Linked DNA regions of Homo sapiens: region 2 is linked to region 1. Evidence: read pairs that join two places in POLR2A ChIA-PET (ENCODE). Cell type or tissue: PC-9. All regions are shown on one strand. Links, peaks and the distances in the headings refer to the core of each region. The heading gives the core; the rest is flanking DNA. Region 1 has its middle 240 kb from the start of SH3BP4. Region 2 has its middle 190 kb from the start of AGAP1.

The links. Peaks named below come from ENCODE experiments on the same cell type or tissue, not always from the same donor. Only the 100,000 strongest peaks of a DNase experiment are listed, where the experiment ranks them.
Region 2: POLR2A ChIA-PET joins it to region 1 with 12 read pairs; 2 of 35 experiments call an interaction of 5 or more read pairs at or near these places.

The regions. Positions count from the first base shown.
Region 1 is chr2:235,189,358-235,192,164 of GRCh38, reverse strand. No RefSeq gene overlaps it. Among named protein-coding and RNA genes, the nearest start is that of SH3BP4, 240 kb to the right of the region's middle. In PC-9, for the core only: no CTCF peak of the experiment used is centred there; no DNase peak of the experiment used is centred there.
Region 2 is chr2:235,299,289-235,302,095 of GRCh38, reverse strand. No RefSeq gene overlaps it. Among named protein-coding and RNA genes, the nearest start is that of AGAP1, 190 kb to the left of the region's middle. In PC-9, for the core only: no CTCF peak of the experiment used is centred there; DNase peaks (open chromatin) are centred at 1,335 and 1,465.

The DNA.
Region 1 (2,807 bases), core at 129-2,628:
GCTCCCAGGGAGGCTGGGAAGGGCGGCGGAATCCCCGCCTGGACAGAGTTGCAATACGTCCTGGCCAGAGCGCCGGAACGGGGTGGGGTTGGAGATGCGCCACCCAGACAGCGGAGGGGCGCCGGGAACCTGCTTATTGTCTATTTTCCATAAGGACGAACCAAGCATGCAAACATTCTCATGGAGCTGACACGAGCCTCAGGGGGATAAGAATTCTTGCTTCGTTTTTTAAACAGCTTTATTGAGATATAAATCACGTGCCTACAATTCATCTGTTTAAAGCATACAATTCAATGGTTTTGATATGTTGCATTATTAATTTCGGAAAATTGTGGTGATATATACATAGAGCCACACATACGCATATGTGTGTGGGAGGCTGTTTCACACAGGGTGGTCAGGAAGGGGCGACATTTGAGCGCAAGAGCAGGAAGGAGGTAATGGGCCTCGCAGTGCTCCCTGAGGGAGAAGGCACGGGGGACTGACGTGGGAGTGAGCTTGGGACAGAGAGTGGGCCCACGTGGCCAAAGCAAGGAAGCCGTCGGGGGGTGAGGTGGGGAGGAGGCAGAGGCTGGGTCTTGAGGGGTCCCCAGGGCCGAGTGGCGGGGTTTGGTTCTATTCTATGTGTGATGGGAAATAGCTGTCGCTGGATTTGTGCAGCAACGTGGTGCCCACGGGGAACCCACTCTAGGGCTGAGCAGAGAAGCGGCTGCAGCCAGCCACGGAGGTTCCTGCATTAAGTGGGCTCAATGAAGAGACTGGGAGAGGAGCAGCTGGGAGGGAGGTCAGACTTTCCAGGAGAGGAGAGGAGAGAAGGAGGAGAAAAAGGACAAAAGGAAAAACGAGTAGAAGTTGGGAAGAGGAGAGATGTCAAATTCTCCAGGAAAATGCGAGAAAAAGGAGAAAAAGGCAAAAGGAAAAATGAGTAGAAACTGGGAGCCACACCTCCACATCAATCAAGGGTGGAGAATTCTTATGATGGCCTCTGACTTTATCCTAATAGGATGAGAGGCTTCTAATCAGAAGAAAATACAGACTGAGCATGCTTCCTCTGAAAATCCAAAATCCAAAATCCAAAACTGTGTGAGCACCAACATAATGCCACAAGAGGAAAATTTCACACCTGACCTCGTGACAGGTCACAATTAAAATGAAATCAAATGCACAAAATGATTAAAATATGCCATAAAATTACCTTCAGGCTATGTGTGTAAGGTGTATGTAAAACATAAGTGAATTTCATGTTTAGACTCAAGTCCCATCCCCAAGATATCGCATTGTGTATATGCAAATATTCCAAAATCCAAAACAATTCAAAATCAGAAACACTCTGGTCTCAAGTATTTCAGATAAGGGACACTCAGCCTGTACAGCATTGGGCTGCACTCTTTATTCAGAGTTGAGACATTCAGCCTGATGCTCTTCTGCTGTCCTTTATAGCTCACTATATAGATCTCAGTCTGTGGAGTGGAGTCTAGGAGAGAACTGTCCCCCACTCCAAACGCACACCTCACCCCCAGCCTCCCCAGGCAGAACTCAAGGCAGGGTTTAGACTCCATTCCCACAATTCTCACAGGTGTGAAGGAGTCAGCATTAGCCTACATTTCCCTGCAGTATGCTCAGAGCTCTCCAGAGACCTGGAGATAAAAACTATCCCAAAAAAGAAGAGTTCTTCATGGGGCATCACATTATAACTGAAGCCACAACCAACCCTGTGCATGCAGGTGACCCTCCCACCACCTCTGGTGAGTCAGTGGCAGACCCCAGAAGCAAAGCCTGTGACACCCAGGTGGCGTGGCAACGTGGCTCCCACTGTCTCCTGTGCTTCTCTTCTTAAGAAAACACTGGTGGTCTAATTTGAGATCTGTGTTACTCGCTTCTTGCACCACTGTAAATACCTGAGACTGGGTAATTCATAAAGAAAAGAGGTTATATTGGCTCACAGCACTGCAGGCTGTACGGAAAGCATAGCGGCTTCTGTTTCTGCTTCTTGGGAGGCCTCAGGAAACTAACAGTCATAGTGGAAGGTGAAGGGTAAACAGGAACATCTCACAAGGCTGGAGCCGAAGGAGGAGATGGGGGCAGGGGAATTGCCACACATTTTTAAAAGACCAGCTCTTACATGGACTCACTCACCATCATGAGAACAGCACCAAGGGAGAAATCTGCCTCCATGATCCAATCCCCTTTCACCAGGTCCCACCTCCAACTTTGGAGTTTACAATTTGACGTGAGATTTGCGCAGGGACACAGATCCAAACCATATCAAGGTCTTCCTCCTGTTCACTCCATGAACCGTGTCATTCTCATGTCATGTTCCCTAGGGCTGCTGGTCCAGGTGGTCACCTGTACCACCTTGGACACCTGGGCACTTCATGTCAAGCCCCGGACTCTGTTTCACTTTGTCACCTGTCAATGGACACAGGTCTCTGCATGGCAGGTTTAGCCCGGATGCTCCCCAGTACAGAAATACTAGATTCTGGAGGACACCCCTGCACAGAGACCCGAGTCACTGGGACCAGCTGCGTAGATTGCAAAGCTTATGGCAAAATGGAAACACTTTTTAGGATCGGTTCTGAAATGTATTAAGGATTTCAAGATGGTGATGCCTGGCTTTGAACCAAGTGTGAGGCCTACATGCAGAGCCTTGCGTGTCTGCACAGGTTACATTTCCATGGCGCCGGCCCTGACAGCCATGCAGCACAGTCGGAAAGCAACTCTACTCCACTAGGGCAGACCAAGATCAAGGCAGATTGAGTTCCCATCAAGGAATGGAAAAGACTGGGTCAGCCCCAGCTGTGGATACC
Region 2 (2,807 bases), core at 147-2,646, 110 kb before region 1:
GAGGAGGGAAAAGGAGGAGGAGGGAGGAGGAAGAGAGAGAAGGGGGAAGGAGGGAGGAGTATGAAGAGGGAGGAGGAGGGGGAGGAGGCAGGAGGATGAAGAGGGAGGAGGGAGGAGGATGAGGAGGGAGGAGGATGAGGAGGGAGCAGGAGGGAGGAGGGGGAAGGGGAGAGGAGGAGGAGAGAGGAGGGAGAAGGAGGGAGGAGGACAGAAGAGGAGGAGGGAGGAGGAGGAAGAAGGAGGAGGATGAAGAGAAAGGAGGAGGGAGGAGTATGAGAAGGGAGAAGTAGGAGAGAGGAGGGGAGGAGGTGGGAGGAAGGATAACGAGGAGGGAGAAGGAGGGAGGGGGAGGGGGGATGAGGGGGAGAAGGGGGAAGGGGGAGGAGAGAGGTGGGAGAAGGAGGGAGGAGGACAGAAGAGGAGGAGGGAGGAGAAGGAGGGAGGACGAGGTGGAAGGAGGAAGAAGGAGGAGGAGGTCCTCACACCCAGCACCTTTCCACCCATGTCTGGGAACTTCACTCACTGTCCTCTGTGTCGCTTCTGGCTCCCCAGGACAGCTGCCGTGAGAGGACCCTATGACCCCACTGCAGCTGCTGTGGGCTGGATCATCAGTTCACCTGGATCACCGGACCCAAGGGGGGCAAGAGTGCTTTGTGGGGCTTTAGAACTTGGAACTGAGAAAGTCAGCCTCCTTTAGGTGCTTGAAGTTTTAACACGAAACTGGTTTCTGCCACATGGGCTAAAGAAGGGAAGGGAGCTTGGTGGGGTGGTGACAGGGGAGAGAGGCTCCTGAGAGCACCCCGCCTCCAGCTTTCTTGAGGTTCATTGATGCCTGAATCCTAGATGGATTCTTACTGTTGAGTTATTGAGACACTTCATGATTCTTTAAATACATCCCCCTTTTTGCTTATACTTGAGTTGGGTTTTTGTTATTTGCAACCCAAAGAATTTGCAGTGTTGCAACTTCAACTGATTCAGAGTCAAGTCTGCCCAGGGCGCGACCCTAGCCCCATCTAGAGGAGCACTCCCCATCGGGGCCCCTGAAAGCGGAGGCACCGTGGGGTGGATCTGCAAGGTCTCTGAACCACCGAGAGTGGGACAAGAAAACTGGAGGCGCCAAAGGCCAGGAGTGGGTCAGCTGTCTTGCCTAAAAAGGAGGTCAGGAGAACACATCTCGGGAGGCTTCGACCCAGGATACAGCCCTGAGATGCCAGTGTTTCTGCTTTGGTACCAGAGTGTCTGATCAGCTACAGTCCCTCTGTGAGTCAAGGTGTCCCTGTGTGAGCTGCATTAAAGGAATTACATTGCTTTACAGGAAGAACGGGTGTAAAACGATCAGCTGAAACCTACGTCTGATGAGTGTCCTTTGGATTCATGGAGTTAGTTAAGGACTCAAGAATAGAACCAGGGGTAGTGACTACCAGAAAGCCTTAGCTACGAAAACAAAGTGCATAGAGTGCCAGGTGGGCATAATTTAGAGGGGAAAAAGTCAAGCTCACACCAGGAAAAAGAAATAACAATTTCAAAACATGGGAATACTTGTGGTCTCAGAGAAGAACACAAAGCATGCCTGGCAGCAGGCCGAGCCCCACAGCCTTTCCTGGCATTGTGCCCTCTTCCCCACAAGTCTCACTTGAACGAGACCCAGGAGAGGTGTGAGAAGGGTAGGCTGCTCTTTTTTTTTTTTTGTTTTGAGACGGAGGCTTGCTCTGTCACCCAGGCTGGAGTGCAGTGGAGCGATTTCAGCTCACTACAACCTCCGCCTCCTGGGTTCGTGCCATTCTCCTGCCTCAGCCTCCCGAGTAGCTGGGACTACAGGCGTCTGCCACCAAGCCTGGCTAATTTTTTGTATTTTTAGTACAGACAGGGTTTCACCATGTTAGCCAGGATGGTCTTGATCTCCTGACCTTGTGATCCGCCTGCCTTGGCCTCCCAAAGTGCTGGGATTACAGGTGTGAGTCACTGCGCTCGGCCGGCAGGCTACTCTTTAGGGGCAGCTGGCAGCTTGATACATCCACATTTGGTTTCCTCCTCCAAAGAGGCACCTTCATCTCGGGATGACTACATTTAAGAGTTGGCAGAGACCTAAGAGGTCACCTGGGGTCCTTTAGCAAGGATTCTAGAGTGGACTTTCCTTGTTCCACAAGTTCCTGACATTGTACGTGAAATGTCTGTGGAGCTCTAATTAGGGAAAAGAAGTCAGGCTGGTGGGACCAAGGGAAAGCAAGAAGAGAAAGCAGGTAAGCTGTAAATCTGCCCTTTCTCATGGTCCAGGACACATGGTCCTCCTGCACAAATAACTCAGTTGTTTTCTGCGCCCAACTTATCACCAGACTCTTGGGTGACAGAAAAATGCAAGTTATGAGGCCAGGAGATCAAGACCAGCCTGACCAACATGGCAAAACCCTATCTGTACTAAAAATACAAAAAATTAGCTGGGCATGGTGGTACATGCCTGTAATCCCAGCTACAGCTACTTGAGAGGCTGAGGCAGGAGAATCACTTGAACCCGGGAGGTAGAGGTTGCAGCGAGTGGAGATTGCACCACTGCACTCCAGCCTGGGTGACAGAGTTTCAAAAAAAAAAAAAAAAATGCAAGTTAGCTCACTGCAACCCTGATGTTACCAATACTGGACAAAGCCCTCCCCAGCACACAGCATAAGCACCAGCCTGTAAAATCTCCAGCAAGCCTTTGTCTCTTTGCAGTCTGCTCCTCTCTTGCTAACTTGCTCCTTGTACCCTTGCAACGTATTTTTATACTTACTTTTTCTAGTAAATCTGAGTTTTGTTTTTTTTGAGACAGAGTC